Linked DNA regions of Homo sapiens: regions 2 and 3 are each linked to region 1. Evidence: read pairs that join two places in POLR2A ChIA-PET (ENCODE). Cell type or tissue: Caco-2. All regions are shown on one strand. Links, peaks and the distances in the headings refer to the core of each region. The heading gives the core; the rest is flanking DNA.

The links. Peaks named below come from ENCODE experiments on the same cell type or tissue, not always from the same donor. Only the 100,000 strongest peaks of a DNase experiment are listed, where the experiment ranks them.
Region 2: POLR2A ChIA-PET joins it to region 1 with 7 read pairs; 6 of 35 experiments call an interaction of 5 or more read pairs at or near these places.
Region 3: POLR2A ChIA-PET joins it to region 1 with 5 read pairs; 7 of 35 experiments call an interaction of 5 or more read pairs at or near these places.

Annotation. Positions count from the first base shown.
Region 1 is chr4:122,739,471-122,750,230 of GRCh38, forward strand. BBS12 (Bardet-Biedl syndrome 12) reads left to right here. Exons shown (of 2, transcript NM_152618.3): 2 at 2,413-5,469. The coding sequence starts at 2,423. The coding sequence ends at 4,555. It also overlaps the pseudogene LOC727709. Among named protein-coding and RNA genes, the nearest start is that of BBS12, 12 kb to the left of the region's middle. RefSeq lists a cis regulatory region at 10,242-10,383. In Caco-2, for the core only: no CTCF peak of the experiment used is centred there; a DNase peak (open chromatin) is centred at 4,991.
Region 2 is chr4:122,852,298-122,863,057 of GRCh38, forward strand. All of the region lies in intron 1 of FGF2 (fibroblast growth factor 2), which reads left to right. Among named protein-coding and RNA genes, the nearest start is that of FGF2, 31 kb to the left of the region's middle. In Caco-2, for the core only: no CTCF peak of the experiment used is centred there; a DNase peak (open chromatin) is centred at 5,114.
Region 3 is chr4:122,810,376-122,821,135 of GRCh38, forward strand. It overlaps the pseudogene RPL34P12. Among named protein-coding and RNA genes, the nearest start is that of FGF2, 11 kb to the right of the region's middle. In Caco-2, for the core only: no CTCF peak of the experiment used is centred there; no DNase peak of the experiment used is centred there.

The sequences.
Region 1 (10,760 bases), core at 1,220-9,219:
TCCACCTTTTCACCCAAATCATGAATGACCAGTGAAAAGCAACTTATTTCAGAGGAAGAAGCAGCCCTTGAAATGTTAAGGCTTGGGCTTGAAAGTTGAAGAGCAGGAATTCTCTCTTTCAAAGACCCTAGAGCACAAACCTTTGTGTGGCCAAGTGGGATCAGCCCTCAAGGGCACATGCCAAGGACAGAGCAGCCCATGTAGACAGCTTCGGAGGGTATGGGGATGTGGGGAGTTAGGGGTAGCTCCTCATTAACTATTTGTTGGGTGAGTATAAGGGCGAAGCTCAGTGGCAGTCAGCCACCTCTGCAATGACAAGCTGTCTCTCCCCTACATGTTTAGCATATATTATTAGAACACGTCCCATGCCCCCGCTCCCTTTAAGGCCAAGTAGAGAAATCTGGCAATAAAAGGCAAATGTGAGCATGCTTTCTCTAAGATGCATCATAAATGGTTTTCTTTAAGTGAATGAAGACTTTGACAGAGAAATATCTTTGTAAGCAAACATTAAGAATGCTGGCTGGGTGTGGTGGCTCATGCCTGTAATCCCAGCACTTTGGGAGGCCTAGGCAGGAGGATCGCTTGAGCCTGGTACTTCAAGACCAGACTGGGCAGCATGGCGAAATCCCATCTCTACAAAAAAAATAGAAAAATTAGCCGGGTATGGTGGCATGCACTTGTAGTCCCAGTTACTTGGGAGGCTGAGGTGGGAGAATCACCTAAGCCCAGGAGGTCGAGGCTGCAGTGAGCCATGCCACTGCACTCCAGTCTAGGTGACAGAGCGAGACCCTGTCTAAAAAATAAAAATAAAAAGAATGCTAATCATTTCTGAGTTCGCTGTGACTTGTAATACTGGGGATCTCCCTTGTAACACTGGAACTGAAAGACTGACGAAAGCTATGTCAAGCATTCATTATTCTGAAGAGGAGGAGAAATGCCACATACCTTTCCCATTGAACCTGTGGTGGAATAAATCCATGGTTGTGTCTTGCTTTGAACAGACTTTTGTTCTGAGCACTGCTCACGATGGATTTTTATGCTTCATTTTCATATCTCTCTGCACAATTAGATTGGGAGTTCCTTGAGGGCAGAGTATGTATAATCTTTGTCTTTGTAATCCCGGCAATTAACACAGTGCCTCCTGGTACATTGTAGGTGCTTAAGAAATACTCACTAAATGCATGAATGAATGAAACGAAGGAATGACTAGGAATGTTTGTAGTGCTATAATATATAATGGGATATACTCCAGTCTGGTACTTGTCTAGTCAGTCCTCTACGGTGTTATCAGAGTGGTAATATATCCAAAACATTACAATTATTATTGTTATTAAAACAAGAACTCATAAAACATGGTGCCAGACATTGTTCTAAGTACTATATTCACTCCTTATAATGACTATGAAATAGCTTCTATTATTATCCCTGTTTTTTAGATGTGGAAATTAAGGGATAAAGTACATAACTTGCTGAGGGCTATATAGCTAGTAAAGCGGTAGGATTAAGTTCACACCCAGACTTCTAGGTTTAGAGTACATGTTTTCAAACACTACATCAAGTTGTTTCTTGATCTTTTTTATTAAAAACATTTTAACGGTTCCCATTACAGGATCAAGTTTAAGTTACTTGCTATGGCACATAATGCCCTTCGTAAACCAGCTCATTTCCTCTTCTAGAGCTTCATCTGCTACTGTTCTCCACTACATGTTTTTTTTTGTTGTTGTTGTTTTTTCTGAGACTGAGTCTTGCTCTGTTGCCCAGGCTGGAGTGCAGTGGCGCCATCTTGGCTCACTGCAACCTCCGCCTCCTGGGTTCAAGCGATTCTTCTGCCTCAGCCCCCAAAGTAGCTGGGACTACAGGTGCGTGCCACCACACCCGGCCAATTTTTGTATTTTTAGTAGAGACGAGGTTTCGCCATATTGGCCAGGCTGGTCTCGAACCCCTGACCTCGTGATCCGCCCGCCTCGGCCTCCCAAAGTGCTGGGATTATAGGCATGAGCCACTGCGCCCAGCCGCTCCACTACATTTTTTATATTCTCATAAAACCAGGCTACTTCTATTTCCCTGAATACACTATGTTTTTTTCACATATATGTACATTTACTACTACCTCCTTCAACTTGTAACTCTTTCCAGTTATTTTTCAAGACTCATTCCAAGAATTGCTTTCTTCTGGAAACGTTGCCTACAGCCCTCATGCTTCATTTCCTCTGTTGGGTGGAGTGTTTCTCTTCCATTCCCCCATACCTTTATCATTAATAGAATAATAATACTGTATCATTGCACTGACCACTTTTCATGGAAATTATATGTACCTCAAAAGCAGGGAGCATATCTTGTTTTTATTTCTATATAGCATTTATAACTATGAATTATACTGAATAAAGTTACAAGTTTTTATTTTGTTTGCAGATCATGATACATGGTGATGGCTTGCAGAGTCGTAAACAAAAGAAGACACATGGGACTTCAACAACTTTCATCATTCGCGGAAACAGGAAGAACTTTCCTAGGCCCACTAAAATCATCCAAATTTATTATAGATGAAGAATGTCATGAAAGTGTATTAATCAGTTCAACAGTAAGGCTTCTTGAAAGTTTGGATTTAACCAGTGCAGTGGGACAACTTCTCAATGAAGCAGTTCAAGCACAAAACAACACATATAGAACTGGAATCAGTACTCTTTTGTTTCTTGTTGGTGCTTGGAGCAGTGCAGTTGAAGAATGTCTTCATCTTGGTGTCCCCATTTCCATAATAGTATCAGTAATGTCAGAAGGCTTAAACTTTTGTAGTGAAGAGGTAGTTTCTCTTCATGTACCTGTTCACAATATATTTGACTGTATGGACAGCACAAAAACATTTTCTCAACTTGAAACATTTAGTGTAAGTTTGTGTCCTTTTCTACAGGTCCCTTCAGATACTGATTTGATAGAGGAATTGCATGGTCTCAAAGATGTTGCCTCTCAAACACTGACCATTTCCAACCTTTCTGGGAGACCTCTTAAATCATATGAATTATTTAAACCTCAGACAAAGGTTGAAGCAGATAACAACACATCACGAACTCTGAAAAACAGCCTGCTTGCAGATACCTGCTGCAGACAGTCAATACTAATCCACAGTAGGCATTTTAATAGGACAGATAATACTGAAGGGGTAAGCAAACCAGATGGATTTCAAGAACATGTTACAGCTACTCACAAAACTTACAGATGTAATGATTTGGTAGAGTTGGCAGTAGGCTTGAGTCATGGAGATCACAGCAGCATGAAGTTAGTAGAAGAAGCAGTACAGCTGCAATATCAGAATGCTTGTGTGCAACAAGGCAACTGTACAAAACCATTTATGTTTGACATTTCAAGAATTTTCACTTGCTGTCTACCAGGCTTACCTGAAACTTCTTCTTGTGTTTGTCCAGGATATATCACTGTTGTGTCAGTATCTAATAATCCTGTGATCAAGGAATTGCAGAATCAGCCTGTGCGAATAGTTCTCATTGAGGGTGACCTCACAGAGAATTACCGCCACCTGGGATTTAATAAGTCTGCAAATATTAAAACAGTATTAGATAGCATGCGGCTTCAAGAAGACAGCTCAGAAGAACTGTGGGCAAATCACGTGTTACAGGTGTTAATCCAGTTCAAGGTGAACCTTGTCCTGGTACAAGGAAATGTGTCCGAACGCTTAATTGAAAAATGTATAAACAGTAAGCGGTTGGTAATCGGCTCAGTGAATGGCAGTGTGATGCAGGCTTTTGCAGAGGCTGCAGGAGCAGTACAGGTGGCCTACATTACACAAGTGAATGAAGATTGTGTGGGCGACGGGGTCTGCGTGACCTTCTGGAGAAGCAGCCCTTTGGATGTTGTAGATAGGAACAACAGAATCGCAATCTTATTAAAAACAGAAGGAATTAATTTGGTTACGGCCGTGCTCACTAACCCAGTTACTGCACAGATGCAAATCAAAGAAGATAGGTTCTGGACATGTGCCTATCGTTTGTATTATGCTCTAAAAGAGGAAAAGGTCTTCCTTGGAGGTGGTGCAGTTGAATTTTTGTGTCTTAGCTGTCTTCATATTCTTGCAGAGCAATCTCTGAAAAAAGAAAACCATGCCTGCTCAGGGTGGCTGCATAATACTTCCTCTTGGCTGGCTTCATCTCTGGCAATATACAGACCAACTGTGCTTAAATTCCTGGCAAATGGATGGCAGAAATACCTTTCAACTCTCCTATATAACACTGCCAATTACTCATCAGAATTTGAAGCCAGCACATACATTCAACATCATCTGCAAAATGCCACAGACTCTGGCTCTCCTTCATCTTACATCTTGAATGAATATAGTAAACTAAATAGTAGAATTTTTAATTCAGACATTTCAAATAAACTGGAGCAGATTCCGAGAGTTTATGACGTTGTTACACCAAAGATTGAGGCGTGGCGCCGAGCATTGGATTTAGTATTGTTAGTACTTCAGACAGACAGTGAAATAATTACTGGACATGGACACACACAGATAAATTCACAGGAATTAACGGGCTTTCTATTTTTGTAGTGTTACTGGCTAAGTCTTTGGAAAATAATTTTTCATAATATGTCATGCTAATAATAAATATATTGATAGCCAAGTCATGGTGCCTAAAATGCCAGCTATTGCCAAGAAGAAAATAGTTGATGTCTGTCAATAACTGTGCATGGTCTGAGATTTTACCCTACTTATAAGCTAACAAGTTAGCCTGTTACTGTTTCGTGGGATGCTACAGAATGCATAAGACACCTGGGTCAGAAACAAAGGACTTATCGCTCACAGCAAAAGCTGTAGCCAGAGCTTCATGTTGGTTTTATTCAGTTCCTCATTTTTCTAGTTCCCACAGGAGGAACACAAAGGGCCCATGATGAAAGCCTGCACACAGTGGGTTATGTTGTAAGCTTGGGTTATTAACTGCTTTTATAGTAAGCAAAAAAATCCTGGTCTTTGTCCAAAGGGAGTTATTACCCCATACTTGAAGATAGCTTAGTGTAAACACAAGCCTAGGACATGGACTAGGTAAAGACAAAGTCCTTGCATTCTTGACATACCCAGTAAGTATGCAGGGACACTCAGAGCCCATAGTGGATAGTCTCTTCCAACAGTCTGCTCCTCAGCCTGAGATGTTCTTGGCCAAACTTGAATTTTCACATGAGTATGCCACTCTATCAGCTACTCTGATTAACCTGACAGTCGGGTTGTTTAGTCAGTACCAAATTTGTTCATTTGGTCTCATATAGCAATTAATGCAGGCTATTATCAGACACAGCAGCAGGATGAAGCCAACCTGCAGTATTAACCTCAGTCCTGTCCCCCAAGGTCTTGACTCAATCAACTCTAAGTTCCAAGGGAGGACCAATAGGTCTTTTTATTAGGCAGCCAGAATGTAGTGAAGGACAATTTATTATACTTTATGACCCAATAAAGGGAGCTTTGACTGACGTACTGATATGTGGTGTTATTATCAATAATTATGGGTGCAATAGCTGGGCCAAAAAACAAACCTGTTCCCTATGGAGAGCCCTTCTATGGCTTATTTTCCCCACATACAAGTACATAAGCCCAAAGGGTCCAGGTTACTCTAGTTCAGAAGTATTGTCAAATCTGATTTAAATCATCATATGTGGATTTCAGTCACATAAGTAGTGTCACTGAGTAGTTGCAGCCTCGGTTGCTATACATGGTATAATCCAAGGCCACTCTGACAAATTTAGAGAAGCATAAGTTCAATCAGAATGAAACAAGGTTGTGCTGGTCCCTGTGTTTCTACATGTTCACATATGGGAGCCACCCATGATGGCATCATGTACTGCCTCCTATACTGGTAGAGTCTTAGTAAGGTGTTGAGCCTCCTTTTTGCTGGTGAGGCCAAAGAGACAGCATTTATTTGTTTCATTGCCAAAGGAATTGAGTGCTGTAAATCTCTCCAGTCTCAAAAAACGACTGGTCAAACAGGGCCCTAAATTTTGTCTGGGTTTACCAGCCATTCCTACTGGTAGAGATATGAAAACACCACAGTCAAAGCTGTTGGAAGTGGCTTCTGATTTCAACCACTGGAACATCATCTACAGTTGACCTTTGAACAACAGTGGACAGGGATGACAACGCCCTGCACAATCAAAAATCTGCATATAACATTTTTGGTTTTTTTGGAGACAGACTCTCCCTCTGTTGCCCAGGCTGGAGGGCAGTGGCGTGATCTTGGCTTACTGCAACCTCACCTTCTGGGTTCAAGCAATTCTCCTGCCTCAGCCTCCCAAGTAGCTGGGACTACAGGCACCTGCTGCCACACCTGGCTAATTTTTTGTATTTTAGTAGAGACAGGGTTTCACCATGTTGCCCAGGGTAGTCTCAAACTGAGCTCAGGCAATCCGCCTGCCTTGGCCTCCCAAAGTGCTGGGATTACAGGTGTGTGCCACCACGCCCAGCCTGCATATAACTTTTGACTCCCCCAAAATTTTACTAATAGCTTAACTGTTGACCATAAGCCTTACCAATAACACATATTTTGTGCATGTATTACATACTGTATTCTTACAATAAAGTAAGCTAGAAAAAAAGAAAATGTTATCAAAATCACAAGGAAGAGAAAATACACTTACTATTCATTAAATGGAAGTGGATCATCATAAAGGTCATCATCCTCACCATCTTCATATTGAATAGGCTGAAGAGAAGGAAGAGGGGCTGGTCTTGCTGTCTCAGGCATGGCAGAAGCAGAAAAAAATTAATGTGTAAGTGAACCCATGCAGCTCAAACCTATGTTGTATAATGACATTTTGGTCAACTATGGACCACATATATATGGTGATCCCATAGACAGTAATACCATATTTTTACTGTACCTTTTCTGTGTTTAGATATGTTTAGACACACAAATACTTACCACTGTGTTACAGTTGCCTATGTTATTCTGTACAATAACATGCTGTGCAGGTTTGTAGCCTAGGTTCAGTGGGCTCATATAGCCTAGGTTTGTAGTAGGCTGTACCATCTTGGTTTGTGTAAGTACACCCTCTGATGTTTACACAACAATTAAATCGCCTCATGATGCATTTCTCAGAATGTATCCCCTCGGTTAAGCAACACAGGCCTATACTTTCAGTTTTGATTGACTGCCCAACTCAGCAACAAACTTGTATTTTTAATCTAGTCAAAGTTTTATTTTCTTATTGCTGATACCATTTGTTTCAGCTTTGTGGACTCCTTGACTCATCAGCCACAGCCAAATTTCCTGTTTTCTAGGGCTCTGGAGAATGCTGCTTCATTGTCATGTCAATGTCTTCTGCCTCCCACCCTGAAGTGAATGAGCAACAACCAAGACACCATTTGGGTGTCTTGTTTTAATCCTGCCTCACACTGTTTAGCCTCTGAACATTCATTAACAGATAAGAGGGAAGCCTACTCCCCTCTTCTTTTCCCACTACTTGAATGAGAGCATTCACTACTGAATCCCAGAGTCTTCTCATATCTCCTAATCTAGCCATTGAGGCCTTCCTGTTTTCCAGTATTAAAACTTAGGTACATTAACATTTTAGAGTTTATTTGAGCAGTCAGTGATTTGTGAATGGAACAACTCCAGACTGCAGGCAGTTTGGGGCTCCAATGAAGGGATGCAAGGGGAAAACTTTTATAATGTGTTCATGTAGGCAAGACAAAGAAAATATTTGATTGGTTAAGGTGGAGCAGTAGCTTTAAATTCCCTAGTGAGAGGTTTACTGGCAATTTCTAAAGTCCCTAGTTAGAGCTTAGTTGGCAGTTTCTGATAGGTTATGCTTAAGTTTCATTTTCCTAGGCTAGGGCCTTTCACCCTGATTTGGGGTTCAGTTTGTTTATGTAGCAACTCAGGGTACTAGAGCTACCTCAGTCTATTGGCCTCCCAATTAATTACGTTAACATCAGAAAGCCATGGCTCTGTTAGCCAACATTGTCAAGAACTGTGCAATGTCTGAGATTTTACCCTACTTACAAGATGTTTTGGTCTGAATGTGTCCCCCCAAAATTTATGTGTGGGGTTTTAATCCCCAATGCAACAGGATTGAGAGGTGGGGCTTAATGGGAGGTGTCTAGTTCATGAAGGCTCCACCCTTATGAATAGATTAATGCCGTTATTAAAAGAGCTTCCAGGAGTGGGTTCACGCTCTTCTGCCATGTGGGGATTCAGTGTTTGTCCGTTTTTGTCTTTCTGCCTTCTGCCATGTGAAGACACAGTGTTCTCCCTCTCTGGAGGATGCAGCATCCAAGGCACCATCTTGGAAGCAAAGACTGGACCCTCATCAAAACCCTTGATCTTGGACTTCCCAGGCTCCAGAACTGTGGGAGATAAATTTCTGTTCTCTATAAAATACCCAGTCTGTAATTTTCTATTATAGCAGCACAAAATGAACTAAGACACGTGCTAACAAATTAGCCTGTTAAAATTTCATGGGATGCTGGCAGAAGACATGAGACTCATGGGTCAGAGACATAGGACTTTATAGTATCCAGAGCTTCATGTTGATTTGTGTCAGTCCCATGTGTTTCCCAAATATTATTGTATGACACAAAGAGCCCAGAATGAATGTCTGCACACACAGTGGGTTGTGTTACAGGAGAGGAACACCAAGCTTGGATGAGTCACCACTATTATAGTAAGCACAAGCAAGCCTATTTTTCATCAGGAGGAAGATATTACACCATTCCTTAAGATTTCTCCCTGCAAACACAACCCTTAGAAATGGCCTAGAAAAAGAAAGGGCAATACCCAGCAAGAATGTGCAGGGATGCTCAGAGCCCATACTGGACTGCTTCTCCCAACAAATTCTTTGTCTTTTGCTACCTAGCCATAAATTGAATATTTAAAAATTAAGTTTCATGTGTAATTTTTGGAATTGAATATTAGAAGAGCCCTGGGAAAATAATTAAAATAGTAGTAACAGTTACTGATTATCTACCATTTTCCAGAAACTGTTTTAAATCCTTTACATGCTGTATTAATTAGCTAGAACTGCTTTAACAAAGTACCACATACTGGGTACAGAAATTTATTTTGTCAAAGTTATGATGAAAAGAAAACTGAGATTAAGGTGTGGACAGGATTTGTTTCTTCTGAGGCCTTACTCCTTGGCTTGTAGATGGCTACCTTCTTGTGTCCTCACAGTCTTCCTTCTGTGTGTGCACATCCCTGGCATCTATTTTTTGTGTCCAAATTTCCTCTTATAAGGACCCCAGTCAGACTGGATTAGGGCCCACCCCAATGGTCTCATTTTAATTACCTCTTTAAGGGCCCTATCTCCAAATACAGTCACATTCTGAGATACTATGAGTTAGGGATTCAATATATTAATTTACGGGGTCACAATTAAACCCATAATACATATATTATCTCGATCTTTGCAACATCCATTTTCTCCATGTTATAGATGAGGAAATTGGCTTAGCATGGTTAAGAAACTAGCCCAATATCTCACAGCTAGTAGGAGGTAGCACTGGAATTTGAACCAAAATTTTATTGGCTCTGAAGTCTGTGTCCCTAAGCCTTAATTATGATATGAAACTTTTTTTCCTGTAAGGTAACAACAAAACAAGAAGAAAAGAGAATGCCTGGTTTATTTATAGGGCTAATTTAAATGTGTTAGAAATGTACCTTGATTATTTTCGTGCTTGGGAATGGTAAAATAATCTCATTTTGCATTGTGCTAAATAATGAATTTTTTTGCTTTGGTGGTTGTCTTAAATGTGACCACATGAAAACCTTGCACAGGCAGTCATCTCAGTTATACATATAGTCTTTGTTCTAAGTTGAAATAATAGCAATGTTGACTGTTAAACTGTTTTTAAAAATAAAATATATGATTTTACCTAGGTAGATACTGATACTTTTATTTTCCCTCTGTATAACATTAAAACTTATTTTTGTTAAAATATTATATATATATCATGAGTGTTACTAATATTAATTGACAGATGTTCAATTCAGTTTATATAATGGAATTTTTATGAAGTTGGTACTTGCATATATTAGTAGTGCTAAATATTTATTAAATTCATGCATTTTTTCCTTTGAAATTAGAAGTCTCACCCTAATAGAGATTTTATTAATTTGTTTTGTTTCTACATCCTAAAAAACTTTATACTATCATGGAGTTTATTAGCCATTTAAAAAATTCTTATAATAACAAGAAATACCTTTAAGTTTTAACTATTCCAGGAACTATTCTGTCCTTGCAAACTGAGGGCAGTCCCTGGACTAAATTTGGTTCATGTAAGTAAGTGGGTTTTCGAGGAAACCTTATCTATAAGCAGTTACACATTTCCCAGAAGACCAGAGCAGTGTTGACCTCTTTGTGAGACTGAACTGCCTTTTTAATATGACTATAAGAACGCTTGCTGGCATTCTACATCTACATTTTTTCACCCAAGAGAAGCCTGTCTTCAGAAGGATGAATAACTCCTCTTGGACCAGGTATTAACTAGCTCTTCAAAAATAATCTTTAAGAAATTTAAACAGTAGAATTCCTACAATTCCCAGAATATGGGCAGATGTGCCCCTCTACCCAGTAACGGGAGAGATACAGAATCATCAGAAAGGAAGGTGGGAAGCAGCAAGAGTGAAAGGGTTACCAACAGGCTATTATGAGCTACAGTTTCCAAAATTACTAACAAGTGCTTCCAAAAAGAGAGGACTCTACCTGAATGGAAATATGGGTAAGCAGTTTTGAGAACTAACTCATGGGCCACACATTCTGGATGA
Region 2 (10,760 bases), core at 1,947-9,946, 110 kb after region 1:
TAACTGGAATCCTAATGATATCTTTCTCCAGGTGCTGTCTCTCTCAGGTTAGCTTGGGCTTTTTCAGTGGCTGGATCTCAAGAGGAAAGGGTTCCAAGAGAGCAAGCTCCATTGTGTAAGCCGCTGTTTGCATCCTGTTTGCTAATATCAAAATTGCCAATGTCACATCAGTCAACATGTCTAGGACTAGATTCAGTTTGGGAAGAGCTACAGAAGATATAAATATCAGGTGGTGTGGTACATTGGAGCCACCAAAATAAGTCTGCCATCAGATAAACAATTAATTCCTCGCTTTTATGAGCATGGAATTGGTGCTAGATCATAAACTGACTATCCTCATTTTACCAACTTTCCCTTAATTGTTTTCTGTGTCAGTTTTTCATATTTCCAAGTTGAAACCCCCTAAACACAACATTTTTTTCCACTGCTCATTTTTTACCAAAATTCAAACTTCATGAAACCCTGGCATTTCATCCTTTGCCTTCCATCCTCATGGCCACCATCAAAGTCCACATCTTTATTATCTTACATGTGAACAGCTGTAATAACCTTTCCAGTTATTAATTCTTTAAACACCACTTTTAGCCTGATGCATTTCTTTTCAAGAACCTACGGTATGTTTATAGTCCAGATTGCATTAAACCTAACCTTTCTGTTATAGGGCCCTTTTCTGAGGCCTTATTTATCTTGCTCTGCACCATTTATATAACTATTTTCTGGCTGAGCACAGTGGCTCATTCATGTAATCCCAGTACTTTAGGAGGCAGAAGCAGGTGGATTGCTTGAGCTCAGGTGTTGGAGACCAGCCTGGGCAACATGGCAAAATGCCATCTCTACCAAAAATACAAAAATTAGCCAGGTGTGGTGGTGGGTGCCTGTGGTCCCAGCTACTTGGGAGGCTGAGGCAGGAGGATTGCTGGAGCCAGGGAAGTTGAGGCTGCAGTGAGCCATGATCATGCTACTGCACTCCAGCCTGCATGACAGAGTGAGATCCTGTCTCAAAAATAAAATAAAGTGAAATAAAAATAAAAACTATTTTTTACTATTGTATGCCCTCCACCCTCCAGAATCAGAGTGTGATGAGGCAAGTTATTTAATAAGAGAGTTTTAAGTTCATGTATATTATAAATATCTTAACACACAGAGGGGAACAGAGGAGACAATGCTGAGGTAGAGTAAAAACCCTGAAGACAAGATGTAAGGAGGAAGGGATTTTGTTGTTGCTATTTGTACTTTTGAGAATTAGGAAGGAGGGAAAAGGGGAATCAGGAAATATTTCAGGGAGTTAGAAATTAGATCCCCTTCACGGAATTCCCCAATATTTAAACATCTTGAACTGTCTTTTGTTCACCACACTACTCCTGCTGCACTTGGGTTACGCATCCATACCCACGTGGTCTGTTTTTGTAGTTGTTACTGGAATGGTGCGAGGGTGTATATACTAATGCTGTGCTTGATACTCAATGAGTGCTTCATAAATGCTTGCTGGATGAAGAATATAAGCAAAACTTACCTAATTCCTTATCTTTTATAAACTAAAATGGACAATATTGATAGGAGTTAAATGAAAGAATGAACGTTCTTATATATTAAATGGAGAGAGATGCAGAATGCAGTTTTGTTAATTATCTTCACTATTAAAAATAGACATTTGTAAAGCATCAGTATATGTGCTGTATTTGCTGCGTCTAGAGAGGAGCTGGGATGGATGAAGGCTTAGCTGGTTATACTGCACAATGAGAGTACCTGTTTCTTCTGTAGATAGAGCATAGAAGATATACTAGGAACATGGGGAAAAGCCATTATATATTTTCTTTTTTAGATCTGCAAGCCTTTTGGATGTGAGAAGATTTTTTAAAAGGACATTAAAAAATAGCTTCTTTTTCACATAAGGATACAATATTTTAAAGTAGTAAACATAGAAAGGCATTCGCCTACAGAATTCTAATGAGCATATTCGTTATTCACTGATACTCTTTTGATGGCTGTGCATTTCCTTTCCAAAAACACAATATTTTTGTGAAACCAGTGGTAGTATTCGACCCTGGCAATCAAGATTGTGTAAGGAAATGGTAAACATTTTTTGGAGAAGAGTCTCCCGCACCTCACAGGCTTTTAACAACAATTTCAAATAGCATATTTTAAAGAACTCAGCTCTGGAGTCTGCCTAATTATTAACTTCTACTTAGAGGCAGCTGCATTCTTGAGGGTGGAGCCATGATCTTCTTTTACTGTGATCCTGTTTTATTCCTTTAAATACTCAGCACAGCTGAAGAAGAGGTCCTGTTTTCTTACTGAAGACTTTCAGGCAAAGGAGCCGTTTCCAACTTCCTACTAAGTCCACCCAGCATATGTCATGCAGGGGATGCGGGGAAGAATTTTCCTTGCAAGGGCCTTCTCAGAAGTTTTGGAGATGGGCCTTGAGCTCTTGGCTGGAAGCGTGGTTTTCCAAAGTGGAGGCTGCAGTAATGCTCGTCATTGATTGAGAGACGTGCTGCCGGGGCTATTTTCATGGGAGTCAAATAAAACTCTCTTGTCTTAAGCCTGCTTTGAAAGGTGTTTTCCTAATGATTTTACAGTCAAATAGAATGACTGTGTGGGAGAGTGTATTAAATAACTGGAACACTCTGGGCAGCTTCCCTTCCCCACCCTGTGCCCCTACTTGCCTTTCCCCCAAAGCTCCTCCTCCTCCGGGCACACACATGCCGCTCTGTTTTCTGTTCTGGAGCTGCCTGAATTGTGTGATTTTTGTGGATGAATGTGAACTCTTTAATCCAGAAAGAGGTGCCAGGAACACAAACAGCCCGGCTAATTGGCATTCACCCCTAGGGAAAGTAACATGGCCAACAAGCTGGTTGCATTATCTCCATGAGGCACTTACTTAATTAACTTTGAGGAGAAACCTCAAGCTCTCTCAAATCACCCAAGAAGCATTTCGAAAAGGAAGAATTTGCCAAGAAAAGGCTATATTCAGGAGGTGTTCCATCTCTTGAGTATGTTGGATTAGTTGCAGAAATACTTACTTAAGGCAGCTTATATTTTTGTTTAATCTCTTTCTGAGCTGCTTATGATTTCAGCGTACTGAGAGGAATTTTCAAGAATTGATTTATATTGAAGAACTCACATTTCAAAATATCAGCAGTTTTGTTGAAGTATTTCTCAGTTGTTTTTGTGAAAGTATTGCCAACCCTGACTGAAGGTCTGACTTCCAACAACTTGTTCCATATGAAGATACTGACTTCCTCAAAGGCCTGTCTGCTGCTGCCTCCTCAGACAACAGAGCAGGTTGTCTAAACCATGGCACTTCCACCTCCAGCTTTGGAAGGCCTCTGCTAGAAGACATTTTCTCATAAGTAGTGCAGATGGTGCCCTAGGAGCTGATGAGCTTCCTGTTTATTCAGTAAGCGTTGCAGGAAATACAAAGAAATGTCAGGTGACCAAATGTTCTGGGGTCACCAGAGAAGTTCTTAACATTCCCTTACTAATGGAAATGAGAAAAATCTGTAGATTTTCAGCTATCTGAGGAACAATTTTTGTCTTTAAATAATCCTCTCCCCTCTTCTAATTACTAAAAGTGCAACCAACAGGTAGCAAAAGTGATATTTGAGCTTCATCCTTCTTTTCTTCTGTCCCCGTACCCTCACCTTCTAGTGAAATTACTCAGAGACTATGAAGAATAGGGATTGGAAGAAATTGAGAGCTCATGGTGGCAGGATAGCCCACAGACCATATGTGTCTCTGAATAAGGGAGAATTTGATAAGTAGAATAAGCCATCAGAAAAAAAAATTTTCAAATAGTGATTCCTCTTCAAAACATTTTACATATTTTCTCTAATATAATTATTAGAATAAAATCATTGAAATTTAGTATTAATTGAAACCTCTCATCAGATTTTTATATTGTGTTACATTGTGTTATATTGTGTTCAAGACACAATATTCATTTGGCTTTAAGAGACTGCACTAGAATGTAAAATCCACAAGAGCAGAGACAGTGTCTGGTTCCTTTCAGTGCTTTATCCCTTGTACCTGAATGGGACCTAGTTCAGGTACTCAGTCAACAATGAATTGTAAAATGAAAAAATCTAAATACAGTGGAGGCTATTTGGTCTGCGGGCTCTTCTGCCCTTGGGTTCTCAATTTCTTCCATTTTCTGTTCTAACATGGAAATGGAAGTTACACTAAAAGTAATATTTAAAGGAATCTTATTTATATTGCTTAGCTTCTTTCTCTCAAGTAATTTCTAGATCTTAAAGCACAGATTTAAAATATTAATTATTAAGCTAGAAGTAGAGACTTTGAACTAGTTGGCTGGTATTTTCTAAATTAAATTTTAAAATTTTGAGATAATTATAGATTCATTCACATGCAGTTGTAAAAAGATAATACAGGCAGATTCCTTGTACTCTTTACCCAATTTTCCCCCATTGTAACATCTTGTGAAACAGTAGTACAGTATCATAACCCAGATATTGACATTGATTCATTCAAGATACAGAGCATTTCCATCATCACGGTGATTCCTCAGGTTGCCCTTTTATAGGTGCACTCACTCCCTCAGCCCCACCTTGGGAAACTACCCATCTGTTCTCCATTTCTATAATTTTGTGGGCAACTTATTTTTAGAAACATTTCTCCAACAGCTGGCCCCTGAGAAGAAAAGACCATTTAACACATATAGGGTTGATGCGTTTTGTAGGTGGAAGCCAGGTATTTATAGATGCATGTCGTCAGTGTTGCCTGGTGTTGCTGTGCCAGGAGTCAGTGTGGGGTCCTGAAATCCAGATTACTGAGGTGTTAGTACTGTAATTATTCTTACCAGAAAATGCCCCAGCCAAAAGTGGATGGAATTTTCCCACCTGAATTACAATACCTCCACAAACCAGGCCAAGAAGTGTCCTCAGTGGCAGAGCATTTCTAGCCTTTCCGTGATGCTCAGATAGTCAGATAATGTCTGTAATCCCTAATAGCTACAGAACAGATGAGGGAAGGTGTCCTCTCTACCTGTCAACTTGTGACTATTTACTGATGAGTACTGGGACTTTGAACTCCCCTTTTCTCTCTATCTCTGAAGCTTATCTTTGCTGCTGTGCAGTTCTTTGCCCCTGTATTGCGCCTGGAGCTTCTGGAATGCCACAAGATGCTAAATAGTTCCTACCTTTTCCTTTTCTTACCATCAATCTGACTTAATTATCTGATGGTGTCACTATAGAAATAAAAGCCATTGGCATTCTTAAACAAGCAGCTGTGCTGTTAGAAGAATCAGGAGTCACCTGATATTTACAGCTATTTGGGCATTGTGTTACAGTTGCTTGTATTGGTAGCTCAGCCAGCCCAAACATATCTCTTTTAGAACATGAGGTAATAAAGCCAGTACATAAGATATTGGAGGAAATTGTAAGTTTGTATGGATTGAAATTGTTTCTAACAGCCTACCTTTGGCATAAATCAGCTGTACATCTTTAAATTTTTTAAATTACATAAGTTAAATGGTATGGCTTAGAAGTAAAATTTTGGCAAGAGATTTAGTATTTCAGACATTGTATGTTGCACTTATTTTTAATTAAATTGTTTTAATTATTTTGTCATCATCTACAATCTTAAGTTTCATAATAAAAACCATTTTTACTTTATGGCTATAAGAGTTGATACACAGAAAGATTTAATGGACTCGTAAAGCCATGTCCTGATTGGGTAGTAATGAAGGAATGCACAGATTTCTAAGCTAGCTCCCTTCCTTTCTTTCTTTAATTTTTCTTTCTTTCATATTATGCCCAATTTTAACCTTGTTTGCTAGCTGAGGAGTTGCTAAGAATTTTAATGAACTATCTGGGTGTCTAATGTTCTTATTTATAAACTTTAATTAGCCAGTTGAATTGTGAAGAGAATGGAATGTGTGGTTTTGGGCTTCTGGGATGATATGCAAAATAAAATAGTAAAAAAAGAAAGTTTACTGAGAGGGGCAATATGAAATGTGTTAGTCATATTTGTATCTGATCTTTGTAATTTATCTGATTATTACCATGGGTACTCCATATACATGTATGAAGATGTAAAGTTTTTCATTTTCAGCAAATGAGTTCCTTTTTTTTTTTCCTTTTACTTTGTTTTCTTTTTGGAGACAGAGTCTCGATCTGTCACCCAGGCTGGAGTGCAGTGGTCTGGTCTCGGCTCACTGCAACTTCCGCCTCCTGGGTTCAAGTGATTCTCCTGCCTCAGCCTCCTGAGTAGCTGGGACTACAGGTGCATGCCATCATGCCTGGCTAGTTTTTTGTATTTTAATAGAGATGGGGTTTCATCGTGTTGCCCAGGCTGGTCTTGAACTCCTGAGCTCAGGCAATCTGCCTGCCTTGTCCTCCCAAAGTGCTAGGGTTACAGACGTGAGCCACCGTGCCTGGCCAAATTAGTTCCTTTTGTTACCTAGCCTCCTTTGTCAGTTATCTATGCATTAAACGGTTTTCAGTGCCTGGTCTTCAGCATTGGATTGGATGATGGCTGATGGAAGAAAAAAAAACAGTGGTTATACCTTGGAATTTAGTTTTCAGTTACTGGTGAATTTTAGATCCAAGGAGACTACTAAACCTGGCTCAGTTATTTTTGGACACCAAAACATAATTTTATTGGAAAGCGAACACACTCTATCAACCAATTTTAAATAAAAAAGGTCTTTTGAATCAGCCAGAAGTTAAAATGTGAGCATTGTGTTCTGAGCTGAAGATGTCAGGTTATGTGAGTACTTGTTCTCTATAGACTAATATAGTGAGCCTTGAAATATAGTATTAGACAACTGCTTTCTGATTATCTTAGTACCCTAAATTGAGAGTTTCAGTTTGCTTGGGTTTCAAATTACTTAAATGAGAAATAATATTAACACTGGCCCAACTAATGAAAAATTATGCAATTGCCACTAAGCCCCATGAGGGTGGAGACTTTGTAGGTCTTTGTCACTGTTGTATTTCTAGATCCTAGAATAGTTTCCTGACACATAAGAGACACCAATATCAATTACTGAATGAATGAATAGGATAATAGATTGAGAAATTATATAAGGTCTTAGTCTTTTTTGCAGTATTTCCCTTGGGAAATAAAATAAAACTAAAAATTTATTTATTCTGTAGGTAAAGAACTGGGCTCGCTATGGTAAGACATTATATAAGCATAAATAATATACTTTAAAAAGATGCCTCAGCCACATTCATACTTGCCCTCTTCTAGATATTCTCATCTTTGATAAAATACAAGGATTCCTAAAAACATAATTTCCTGAATCTCAAAACAAAGCAGGTAGGGTGCAAAGCCAACATATTTGAGTGCTATATACTAAAAGTTTATATATGGGTGTGTACATATGTATATACACACACACACACACACACACAAAAGATCTATAACAACTGTTTCCCATCGTACAGGTGAGAAGGTAAGCTCAGTTACTTGGAGATGAAGGCTGATTTTGAATCCAGGTCTGACTCCAAAATTCATGCATTTGACACCATGTTATTTACTCTGAGTACTACAGTTTAACATCTGCGGTTTACTTCACAAACTTCTTGAAGGAGTTGTTCGCATTTACTGTTCCCAAATTGTTACTGAGGTTAATCTAGTGAATACTTTTCAGTTTTATATTACCTGTCATTTTTGGTACCATTTGATACTGAAGGTCTTCTTGAAGGTCCCACTTGAGATCCTATCTGCATTTGGTTTCTAACTCCTGGTTTCCTACTTCTGACCACTCTTGTGGGGTTTCATTAAATTTGTAAACTATTTGGTTGGGGTGGAAATGACATCTTACCTATATCGAGTTTTCCCATCTGTAAACATGCATAGCTCCCCTTTTAAGTCTTTTAAAAATGATTTTCAATAAAGTTTTAAAATTTTCTCCATAAAAGTCCTAGATACTATTTGTTATCATCATAAATATTTTTTTAATAACTAACAGTTCTAATAATGTGTTGTAGGTGTAAATAAACCGAATTTTTATATATTCTTGTATCAAGCAAGTTGCTGAATTATTTTCAATAGTTCATCTGTATGTTCTCCTAACTTTAAAAGAAACTTTTTATTTTGGAATAATTTTAGATCTACAGAAGATTTACAAAGACTTTACAAAGTTCCTCTATACCCTTCACCTAGATTTCCCTAAGGTTAACTTTTTTTTTTTTTTTTTTTTTTTTTGAGACAAGATCCTGCTCTGTTGCCTAGGCTGAAGAGCAGTGGCCCAATCATGGTTCACTGCAACCTCCACCCACCCAGGCTCCAGTGATTCTTGTGCCTCAGCCTCCCAAGTAGCTGGGATTACAGGCATATGCCACCACGCCTGGCTATTTTTTTGTATTTTTTGTAGAGACAGGTTCTTGCCATGTTGACCAGGCTGGTCTCGAATTCCTGGCTTCAAGCAATCCACCCACCTTGGCCTCCCGAAGTGCTAGGCTACAGGCGTGAGCCACTGCACCCAGCCTTACTTCTTACATATCTGTGGCACCTTTGTCAAAACTAAGAAATTGATACTGGTTACAACGCTGGTTCTAAAGTATAGATTTATTTGGATTTTGCCGCTTTTTCCACTAATGTCCTTTTTCTGTTCCGAGATCCAATCCAGAATATCATGGTGCATTTAGTCCCTTGATTTTTTAATGGAGAAAATGGTACTGTCTGCAAATAATAACTGTTAGATACCTTAGTTTCCAAGTATTGTGTGTGTGTAGGTATTAGGTGTGCATATACGTATCTTCCTGCACTAGCTCGTACTGACCACTCCATCCAGGCTCTTCTTGCTCTACATCCTATACTTCTCCCATAAATGTTGGTGCTTCCTTGGATTATGTCCTTTGCCCTTTAATCTGCGCTGGCTACACACTTTTGAGAAGATCGCAGCCACTTTACATCTCCCTGTAGGGATTAGGCACAGCCTGCACTCCCAAGGCAGCCACTGTTAGCTCTGATTATTACCTCTTTATTTCTAATAGATTCCTTTTTTGAACTCTGGATTCATATAGCTGACTGCTTTCTGGACATCTCTGTCTGAATTTTCCACAGGCATTGCAATTTCACTGTGTCTGAAGGGAACATATATCATTGTCTTCTCTTGCCAACTTTCCCCTCCTGCTGCTCCAACCACCTCCAAGTTATCCAAGACAGAAAAACCTGGGACCTATTTCTGAACTATTTGCTTTATTCTTTCCTCCCTTCTTCTCTCCTTCCTTTTTGCCCTCTTTTTACCTCCCTCCCTTCCTTCTCCTCATAGCCCCTGTGAATCCTGCTTCCTTCATGTCTCCCGTATTTGTTACCTTCTGTCCACTCCCACAGTTGGTGCTTCCTTGGATTCTGTCCTTTGTCCCCACTGTTTCATTAAAAGCTCTCATTCTTTCATGCTATTACACACTACCAAACTCCTTAACATAGTATTCAGAGCCTCTGGTATCTCCAGCCTCATTTAGTCCCCCATACCCCCTTCCACAACACACACATACATACCCCTACACTCCATGCTACCTAATTGCTGGAAGTTCCTTAGATGTGCTAGGCTTTCTCTCCCTTTCTCCTTTGGAAGTTATATAAGATGCTTTCTTTTTGTTCCCGTTCTTTCTTTTCCTTACTATTGCTAATTCTTTCAGTCTCCAATCATTTGTCACTGCTTCCAGGAAACCTCTCTGTTCAGGCTGGGTTAGATGTATTCTCTGAGTGCTCTCAAAGTAGCCTGTGTATATTTTTCTCATGGCACTTACAGTATTGAGCTTTAGTTATCCGTGTACCAGTCCTCATCGCCTCAACCATGCTGTATGTTCCTTAAGGCTAAAGACCAATGTTATATTTTCCTTTGGGCTTCCTATTGCTTAGCACAGTACCTGGCACATAGCTGTTACCCATAAATGTTAATTGAATTAATGAGTAAATGTATTCACCATTTATGGAAACACTGACTTGTCTGTTTCCAAAAACCATATTCTTTCACCAGGGACAGATCTCTCTAAATATCAGCTTCCTTATTTCTAAATAGGGAAGGTGTACTGGATGATCCCTTACACTGCTGATAAATTGGTATTGTATGATTCTAAGATTCATCATCCTGGGGCATATACAAAAGAAAATGATGTGGATTGTGGAAGATATTCCAAAATAGGAGTTCCAAAATATTTTAAGCAATGGTGGTAATGTTGAAATAATAATTTGGCTTTTTGGTCCTACTGTTTAACTAATGTGTTGAGTGCCAATGATCTGAACACTTGAACATTTAAGTGATTTACTTATGGTGATCAGAGTTTCTATTCCTTTGCTGACATATCTAAATCATTTTAGAAAGATTGTGTCAATTCTCCTTTGCTGAAGATTTTCAAGTCAAAGTTGGACAGTTGTTTGTCATGGATATTGTAGATGTGATTTAAGATATAATTGTGTAATGATAAGGCTAAGTGACCACTAAGATTTTGCTTTATGATGAGATGCTTCAATTTTGTAGTTTAGAGCTTTTGCTTTTATGTTACAATATTTTAAAAAATTGAATTTAAAGCTTGGATAACATACTATTTATTTGTCTAAGTTTAGGTCTTAGTGGATTTAATATCAACATTAGAAAGTTACCAGAAGTCTATGTTTATCAAAATTGTTGACTTCCATGCATCCAAAAACTGACTCTAGGGAGTCATCTCCGGCTTGTTAAAATGAGCTGGGTTAAGTCAGTGTCTAAAGTCCAATTTAGAAAGGTCTCTTAGCACAGCCTTTTAAAAAATTTATAAAAATGTAAAATACAAACACAGAAAATC
Region 3 (10,760 bases), core at 1,543-9,542, 71 kb after region 1:
CAGCCTGGGTGACACAGCGAGACTCCATCTCAAAAAAAAAAAGAAGTCTTTGTAGTAATTGAAGTGTTTTTTCTCATTTGTTTTGTTTTTTACATAGATAGTGAAAACATTAACTTTAGCTCAGCCTATTTGAATTCCAACGTGTTCTAAATGTAATCTTTACAGTAACTTCATTACTTTATTAGTAAACTACTGGTCAAAACATTAGCTTTTCAGCTAGCTTATTGTTTTGGAGAGTTAATGAAATGTATTGTGTTATCAAAGAATGGATATTGTGAAAACATTTGATATTTTCAAGTCTAGCCAAATCCCATTCCCGCTTTTTAAAAAATCACTACTCATTCCTTCTGTGTTACTTTCATGAGAAGACCTTAACCTTAAGAACACTAAGTTGAGATGAAATTTCATATTCCCCTAATGACTAGGGGCTGAGGTGGTCAAATGACCTTTTCCTTCCTGGGAGTGACTGCTGTAGGTCAGGCTTGAGGTCATTGGCTGGAGAGTCACAAACAAAGTCATAGTTTTGGCTAAGGGTATAGTAAACTTGGACTGCAGACAAAGCTAATGCTTCCTCAGTGATGAAAGAGAAAAAAATTAGTCCTCTCTTTTGAACACAGACCAACATTGACTATAATCAGCCACTTCTGGTGGGTTGAAGTTAATGATATTCTGAATCTGGTACTTAGTGCTGCAGAGATGGAAGAACCCTGTGGTGACCAATTCTCCTGTATCTAGAAAGGTTAATAAAAGAAGTGTCCAGTCTCAGTCTCAGTCTCCCTCTCCCTCTCCCTCTCCCTCTCCCCACGGTCTCCCTCTCCCCACGGTCTCCCTCTCCCTCTCTTTCCACGGTCTCCCTCTGATGCCGAGCCGAAGCTGGACTGTACTGCTGCCATGTCGGCTCACTGCAGCCTCCCTGCCTGATTCTCCTGCCTCAGCCTGCTGAGTGCCTGCGATTTCAGGCGCGCGCCGCCACGCCTGATTGGTTTTCGTATTTTTTTGGTGGAGACGGGGTTTCGCTGTGTTGGCCGGGCTGGTCTCCAGCTCCTAACCGCGAGTGATCCGCCAGCCTCAGCCTCCGGAGGTGCCGGGATTGCAGACGGTGTCTGGTTCACTCAGTGCTCAATGGTGCCCAGGCTGGAGTGCAGTGGCGTGATCTCGGCTCGCTACAACCTCCACCTCCCAGCCGCCTGCCTTGGCCTCCCAAAGTGCCCAGAGTGCAGCCTCTGCCCGGCCTCCACCCCGTCTAGGAAGTGAGGAGCGTCTCTGCCTGGCCGCCCATCGTCTGGGATGTGAGGAGCCCCTCTGCCTGGCTGCCCAGTCTGGAAAGTGAGGAGCGTCTCTGTCCGGCCGCCATCCCATCTAGGAAGTGAGGAGCGCCTCTTCCCGGCCACCATCCCATCTAGGAAGCGAGGAGCGTCTCTGCCCGGCCGCCCATCGTCTGAGATGTGGGGAGCGCCTTTGCCCCGCCGCCCCGTCTGGGATGTGAGGAGCGCCTCTGCCCAGCTGCGACCCCGTCTGGGAGGTGAGGAGCGTCTCTGCCCAGCCGCCCCATCTGAGAAGGGAGGAGACCCTCCGCCCGGCAACCGCCCCGTCTGAGAAGTGAGGAGCCCCTCCGCCCAGCAGCCGCCCCGTCTGAGAAGTGAGGAGCCCCTCCGCCCAGCAGCCGCCCCGTCTGAGAAGTGAGGAGCCCCTCCGCCCGGCAGCCACCCCGTCTGGGAAGTGAGGAGCCTCTCTGCCCGGCAGCCGACCCGTCCGGGAGGGGGGTGGGGGGGTCAGCCCCCTGCCCAGCCAGCCGCCTTGTCCAGGAGGTGAGGGGCGCCTCTGCCCGGCCGCCCCTACTGGGAAGTGAGGAGCCCCTCTGCCCGGCCAGCCGCCCCGTCCAGGAGGGAGGTGGGGGGGTCAGACCCCTGCCCAGCCAGCCGCCTTGTCCAGGAGGTGAGGGGCGCCTCTGCCCGGCCGCCCCTACTGGGAAGTGAGGAGCCCCTCTGCCCGGCCAGCCGCCCCGTCCGGGAGGGAGGTGGGGGGGTCAGCCCCCCGCCCGGCCAGCCGCCTCGTCCGGGAGGTGAGGGGCGCCTCTGCCCGGCCGCCCCTACTGGGAAGTGAGGAGCCCCTCTGCCCGGCCAGCCGCCCCGTCCAGGAGGGAGGTGGGGGGGTCAGCCCCCGGCCCGGCCAGCCGCCCGGTCGGGGAGGGAGGTGGGGGGGTCAGCCCCCCACCCGGCCAGCCGCCCTGTCCGGGAGGTGAGGGGCGCCTCTGCCCGGCCGCCCCTACTGGGAAGTGAGGAGCCCCTCTGCCCAGCCACCACCCCGTCTGGGAGGTGTGCCCAACAGCTGGTTGAGAACGGGCCATGATGACAATGGCGGTTTTGTGGAATAGAAAGCGGGGAAAGGTGGGGAAAAGATTAGAAATCGGATGGTTGCCGTGTCTGTGTGGAAAGAAGTAGACATGGGAGACTTTTTATTTTGTTCTGTACTAAGAAAAATTCTTCTGCCTTGGGATCCTGTTGATCTGTGACCTTACCCCGCAACCCTGTGCTCTCTGAAACATGTGCTGTGTCCACTCAGGGTTAAATGGATTAAGGGCAGTGCAAGATGTGCTTTGTGAAACAGATGCTTGAAGGCAGCATGCTCGTTAAGAGTCATCACCACTCCCTAATCTCAAGAACCCAGGGACACAAACACTGCGGAAGGCCTCAGGGTCCTCTGCCTAGGAAAACCAGAGACCTTTGTCACTTGTTTATCTGCTGACCTTCCCTCCACTATTGTCCTATGACCCTGCCAAATCCCCCTCTGTGAGAAACACCCAAGAATGATCAATAAAAAAAAAAAATGCATAATTTTAGCATAAATACTCTAGAAATATTCCTTTTGTTTGCTATGTGTTATTGTTAATAAAGGAGATCCTACATCTAAAAAAAAAAAAAAAAAGAAGTGTCCATAATAAGTAGATTCTGTATCTGGAGCTCTGAAATGTTTCTATGACTTTTTGCTGTAATGCACTTTTTTATTTTTATTTTTATTTTTATTTTTGAGAGGGAGTCTCGCTGTGTTTCCCAGGCTGGAATGCAGTGGCGCAATCTCGGCTTATTGCAACCTCCGCCTCCTGGGTTCAAGTGATTTTCCTGCCTCAGCCTCCCATGTAGCTGAGATTACGTGCATCCGCCACCAGGCCCAGCAAATTTTTGTATTTTAGTAGAGACGGGCTTTCACCATGTTAGCCAGGCTGGTCTCAAACTCCTAACCTCAAATAATCTGCCCACCTCAGCCTCCCAAAGTGCTGGGATTACAGGCGTGAGCCACTGCACCTGGCTGTGCTGTAATGTACTCTTCTTATTCAGTCTTTGAAAAAAAAGCACTTGATGATACGTGGGAATCTGCACAATTATCACAAAACATGAATATGGTAGCCAATGTTGCCCTCTTTTGAAAACCACCTATCTTGTCAATGTCCCCTTAAGATGTAGATCTTCCAAATGTGATCTGTTTGGAGGAATTACAACATCATATCATCTGGTCACTAAACATCTGTTAAGGAAACCCAGTTATGTTAGCTTTTTAGGTAGTAGCTTTACCCTTTTGGCCTCTATTAACCATGTGATCAGTTTTATATGACTTTTTACCAAGCCAGTTTCTGCCGTGCTATACTTGCCAAACTGATTTTTTTTAACTTAGATGTAGAACTTTATTTATATCTACATCACAAATTTTATCTTAACCTTTTAACTTGTAGAAAGGCTCTTACATTTTAATTTTGTCATCTATTCTACTAATTAGCATTCTCAGATTTATGACATTAAGATTTTGGCAAGAATGACACCTCTACAAAGATGTGAGCACTGTTGGTGGAACTATAACTCAGTACAGCTATTTTGGAGGTGAATTTGACAGCGTCTCTTAAAATGGAATATGCAAGGACCCGGTGAATTCATTAGTGAGTAGTGCCTCTGGAGAATAACTCAAATATATGCACACAGGGGCAAGTGCAAAGATGGCCACTGCATCACTGTTTATAACAGCAATGATTTGTATGCAACCTGCATGTACATCCATGCTGCATTATGTAGCACAGATATATCATACTCTGGAATACTCTGTTGCAGTTAAAATGAGCAAGGTAGATCCAGACTTAACTAACATGGAAAAACTTATATATACTGAGTGAAAATGCGAGCTGCTGAAAGATAAGAACGCTATGATACCATTTATATATACAAACATGGACACCCACACAAAACAATAGTTTCTTCTCTGTGGGTGCATATATGTATGTAAATGCACAAAGAAAGTCTGAAATGACACACACCAAACTGAGAAAAGTGGTTTCATCTGAGGAGAAGTGACAGTGGTTGGGGGTGGAGTCTAAAGGATACTCTCACTATTATCTGTAATACTTTATTTTTTTTACAAAGATATTGAATTCATATGTTTCTTAACTAATTAAAAGCTAATAACAAAAAAGAATAAAAACAGATCTAATTCAAGTTGTCAATAAAAGTGTTCAAAAGAAAAACAGCCTTAAACTCATATTAAAAAGTATTTCTATATCTTAAAAAAAAAATACAGCTGGCATGGAGGCTCACATCTGTAATCCCAGCAACTTTGAGAGGCCCAGATGGGCTGATGGCTTGAGCCAAGGAGTTTGAGATCAACTTGGGCAACATGGTGAAAACCATCTCTACAAAAAAATTTTAAAAATTAGCCAGGCATGGTGGCCCACACCTGTAGTCCTAGCTACTCAGAAGGCTGAGGTGGGAGGATCACCTAAGCCCTGAGGTGAGTAGTAGAGGCTGCAGTGAGCCAAGATGGTGTCACTGCACTCCATTCTGGGCGATGTGAGTGAGACACAGTCTCAAAAAAAAAAAAAAAAAAGAAAAGAAAAGAAATAATGCATTTAAAAGAAGAAACCAATTTTAGGACTACCTGCATGAGAAAGTCCGGGGACGTCTTCTCACTGGAGAATTCTCAATGTGCACTTGTGAATATTTGGCGAATTGCATTAAATCAACCTATGCTATCTCCTATATACCATGATGTGGCCAATTTCTAGGCCCTCATGTTTTCATGTTCAGTAGGCTCTAGTACCGTATGTATTTCGGTTTCACCTCTAATAGTGGAACTGAAATCTAAAATACCTGATAGCCCAACTTGGAGGAGCAAGGCAAAAAGTAGATGAAGGGATTCTTCCCAAGCTCTTCTCTCAATATACGAGTGTAGCCATTTTTCCAGTGGGAAGGATAAGATAGGAGTGCAGATGTCACCAGAGAGCTGTCCCCTGGACTCCTACAGGACACGGCCAGAGATGATACATGGCATCTTTACTTTCTGGACCTGCTGCATTTACTTATTTTTTTCTTTTCTTTTTAAAAAAATATTATTTAGTACTCAAAAATCTTCATTTTTAAATGTAACTCTCTGAATCCGTGCTCATGCCTTCAACACTTTCACTCCACTGCTCCTCGGAGGAAAGCATGCTTGATCCAGTCACAGACACATTTAGCACATGTGGAACAACAGTAGACCCTGCTGATGTGTTTTTGTTTTAGACAATCTCATAAGAACTTTATGTCTCACAGCACCAACTCAATGAAGTCGGCCTAGGCACACACCACATACAGATTTTGGTGCTTTTTCAACCTTGTTGGTATAAAAGTAGACAATTACATTACCAGGGTTTCGGGACGGCATAGTTGTGTTAGAGGCTGTATTGTGGGGAAGCCCACAACGTTAGGTCAAAAGCTGGACCATTCTGAGTACCTCTAGACACCATCCCCTGAAGACAAAAAAAAAAAAAAAAGCATTTTCTCTTTTTTCTTGACAAATTTCATATCAAATTATTGTATTTTTCTCACTATGTATATTTTAAAATAACCTATTTAAGTAGAGAAAAAAATGCATGCGTATGGTGAAAACAAATCAAGGAGTACAAAAACAGTACCATGAGGCTGGGCACGGTGGCTCACACCTATAATCCTAGCACTTTGGGAAGCTGAGGTGGGCGGATCACTTGAGGTCAGGAGTTTAAGACCAGCCTAGTCAACATGGTGAAACCCGTCTCTACTAAAAATACAAAAATTAGCCGGGTGTGGTGGTGTGTGCCTGTAAGTCCAGCTGCTCAGGAGGCTGAGGCAGGAGAATCACTTGAACTCGGGAGCCGGAGGTTGCAGTGAGCCGAGATCTTGCCACTGCACTCCAGCCTGGGTGACAGAGCAAGACTCTGTCTCCAAAAAACACACACAAAAAACCAAAAACAAACAAAAAACAGTACAATGAGAAGTCTTCCTTTGACTGTAGACTCCAGTCCCCAGTTCTCCCTAGAGGCGGACATTCCTGAAATATTATCTATGTCTATGCAAGCATATATACTGTATGTATGTATGTCTTCCTTCAAAAAATAGAAGTATATTATGGACACTGCAGTATATCTTACTTTTTTTACTTGTTTTCTACTTTTTCAACATATCTTAGAGATCATTTCATAGCCATAACATATAGGTCTACTTTATGTATTAAAAAACTACAAAGTTCATTATAGAGTTATATCTGGCAATGATAGGCTTTCAATAATTTATTAAATAAATGTATCTACTATCATTTCTTTTTACTAGCCCCTATTGATAACCATTTATATTGCTTATTTTCAGTCTTTTGCAACCACAAGCAAAGTTCAAGCACATATGTACATACATCTTTGGGCACATGTATGAATATGTCTGTAGAATAAATTTCCAGAAAGGAAAATCCTGGATCTAAAGGTATACTTATCTCAAATATTGAAAGTTATTGCTGATTAGACCTCCCACCAACAGTGAGAGTAACTGTTACTTTATACTACTGCTATAATTATTAAACGTTTTAACTGGGCCCATCTGAGTAGAAGAAGAATAGATCTCATTCTAGGTTTAATTTGTACTTTTTTTACTCACATTTTAAACATCCATTTACATTTCTTTTTCTACAAACTACCTCTTTATATACCTTTGCCCATGGATCTTTTCTCATTGACAGTTAAGATCTCTTTCTGTATTTAGAAGATTAGCTTTGATGTCAAAGACACTGTGTATTTTCCCAGTTTGTCCTTTGTCTATTACTTTGTTTAGAGCAGGGCAACACTGGTGGTGAGGACTTGCTTTCCACAACCAAGGAGCAGTCTGCCCCAAAGATAAATTCAAATTCTTGCTTCTTGCAAGGTTGCTTTAAAATGGTAAGTTTTTTCCTCCTAGTATTGGCATATTTTTAAAAAAAAAGCCTTGAATTCAGAGTCAGGATGCCCCTTTTAATTAATATCTAAATAAGAACAAATGAACAATGAGATCAGAATCTCTGTAATCTGAGTACGTTACACAGAAGATAAAGAATAACAGGGCCTTCCTGGAAAGGGCCATCTTTGTAACATGTTTATTATAAATAACAATTTATATGAATGAACTTAATGTAGGAAACACTCAGCTCCTTTGATTCAATAGCTCCTCCAATGCAACTCTTAGAAAAGTGTTGGGCTAATTAAAAAAAATATAGAACATATGAATAAACATAATTACTTCTAGCATCATTCTCATTAAAAGGTTAAAAAACCTGGGCCCGGTGCGGTGGCTCACGCCTGTAATCCCAGCAATTTGGGAGGCTGAGGCGGGTGGATCACCTGAGGTCAGGAGTTCAAGACCAGCCTGGCGAACATGGAGAAACCCCGTCTCTACTAAAAATACAAAAATTAGCCAGGCATGGTGGCACATGCCTGTAATCCCAGCTACTAGGGGGGCTGAGGCAGAAGGATCATTTGAACCTGGGAGGCAGAGGTTGCAGTGAGCCGAGATCATGCCACTCTATTCCAGCCTGGACAACAGAGTAAGACTCCATCTCAAAAAGAAAGAAAGAAAGAAAGAAAGTTTAAAAACCCAAGTATTTGTGGTTACCTAATGGCCCTCTAGGAAGCTGCAAAGATGATTTAAGAGTAAAAGACATCATGAAGTTTTCATTTTTCTCACTTTTCTGAACTTAGGGTTTGATCTTGGGAAGGCAAAATCAGTCTATGAGCTGAGACTAGTCACTTGATTATTATAGTCACATAGATCAGCAGTCCCCAACCTTTTTGACACAGGGGACCGGTTTTGTGGAAGACAATTTTTCCATGGATAGCATGGGGCAGGGGGTGGGGTGGGGGATAGTTTCAGGATGATTCAAGTGCATTACATTTACTGTGCAGTTTATTTCTATTATTATTGCATTGTAATATATAATAAAATAAATATACAACTTACCATAATGTAGAACCAGTGGGAACCCTGAGCTTGTTTTCATGCAACTAGATGGTCCCATTTAGGGATGACAGGAGAGAGTGACACCTGAAATGTGTTGTTTATGTCCAGTCTACTCTGTAATCTCATTTTGGTTGCTGTCACTGCAGAAAACTCTATTTCACAAAGATGGCATGATGGAAATGGAAGCAGGCTTTTCATTGCTTTTGTGACAACCTCAGGATATTTCGCCGTGACTTTAGTCCAGAACGTATGGAGATTTGAAGTCAGATCAAACATACTTTTAAGGCCACGGTCATTTGCCATCTCCAGCAGCTGATCCTCTTCCAGCATGGACAAAGTCGATTCCCCTGGCTTATCCACAAATGGGTGGCAGATCCTTTCCTTCCCAGTTCAGGGGTCTTTTGTGATTGGGAAGTAATGCTCAAAGTCTTTTGAAATCCGAGATAGGTGATCATGCACCAGCTGGGAGAAAGAAGGCCCTGGCTCAGTCTCTTTCCAAATTTCTGCTAATGTCTGAAACATGTCAGAAATCCCAATGTTCACTGTTGCCCACATAATTCCAGTTTGGCTTTTTTTTTTTTTTTTTCCAGACGTAGTTTCACTCTGTCACCCAGGCTGGAGTGCAGTGGCATAATCTCGGCTCACTGCAATCTCACCCTCCCAAGTTCGAGCAATTCTCTTGCCTCAGCCTCCCGAATAGATGGGACTACAGGTGCATACCACCACGCCCGGCTAATTTTTTATTTTTAGTCTAGACGGGTTTTCGCCATGTTGCTCAGGCTGGTCTCGAACTCCTGACCTCTAGTGATCTGCCCGCCTCAGCCTCCCAAAGTGCTGGGATTACAGGCGTGAGCCACTGTGCCCAGCCCTAGTTTGGCTTTGAATGCAGCCACTTTACCTTACAACTTGAAGTTGTTGTTCTGTCTTGGAGTGACAGATTGAGTTCATTAAGCAGGCTGAATATGTCACAAAAGTAATCAAGTTTTGTGACCCATTCTGTGGCACTAAAATGTGCTGCCAGTGGTGACTTTTTTCTAAATGCCTGCAGCGGCTCTTGTAACTCAAAAACTCTGGCCAGTGATCTACTTTTAGAAAGCCATCTCACTTCTGTGTATAAGAGAAGACTTGTGTGCTCTGTGTCCATCTCCTCACAGAGCTGTGTGAACGGATGTGAGTTAAGGGTATGTATTTTAATGTGGTTGATAATTTTATCAACATCCTGCAAAATGTTGTTAAGTTCAGGTGACAGTTTTTGACTAGCCAGCATTTCTGTATGGATGACACAGTGTCTTCTGAATGTGACACACTCACATTCGGAGTGACATCTTTGACCCAAGTAGTGAAATCAGAAAGCTATTCAGTCATGGCAGCCACTCCATCCATACATATGCTGGCACAAAATGACCAATGCAGTTTTCCCGATATGTAATCATTCAAAGACTTTAATAGTTCTGCAGCCATGGTGTTGGTTGGCAACAAAAGTGCATACAACATATCTTCATGCACATCCTCTTGAAAAACATGGCATTGTCCCCTGTTGTCAATATCTCTGGAGTCATCAACCTGGATTGTGTACCACAGTGACTCATTAATCCTCTCTAAAATTGTGACGCAATATCGTCTGCTATTTTATCATTTCGTCTAGTTATGGTGCTAGCCAAAAGAAGAACATGTGCCGCCTTTTGAACTGCAGCCTCTCCTAAAAGTTCACAGCAAATATCCTTAGAGCAGGCAGGGTCAACTCTTCACCAATAGTAAAGGGCTTCTTAGCTTTAGCAATGCAGTTAGCCACTAATGAAGCTCTCAGTGGAGACACATTTGATGACGTGGTGGCCTTCGAAAATTGCTTCTGTTCATGTTCACATTGTTTTCTTTTTTTTTCTTTCTTTTTTTTTTTTTTAGACGGAGTCTTGCTCTGTTGCCCAGGCTGGAGTGCAGTGGCGTCATCTGAGCTCACTGGAACCTCTGCCTCCTGGGTTCAAGAAGTTCTCCTGCCTCAGCCTCCTGAGTAGCTGGGATTACAGGTGCCTGTCACCATGCCCAACTAATTTTTGTATTTTTAGTAGAGACGGGGTTTCTCCATGTTGGCCAGGCTGATCTTGAACTCCTGACCTCAGGTGATCCACCCGCCTCAGCCTTCACATTGCTTTCTTTTTTAAAAAAACTCCAAAGACTTGTCTTTTAATGCTTGGTCTCCATGTCACGAAGCAGTTTTTAAGGTTACCGGTTACGTGGCTTCGTTGGATAGCCAGTCACCACATATTATACAAAGTGGGCTCAGAGAATGTCAATACCCTGTTGCAATGAGCTTGTAATTTAAGTCAGACTCTTGGTATTTTCTTTTAAATGCAGCTTTCTTTCTGTTGGCAGTCTTAGAGCCTTCTGCTGTCACATCACTCGGTCTTTCCCCCTTTTCAAAGAACCTTTCCAGTGACGTTTGTTTTTCACTCATTTTGGCTAGGGTTAGCCTGTGGGTTTACCAAAACTGTGCCTGAGACAAGTATGCAG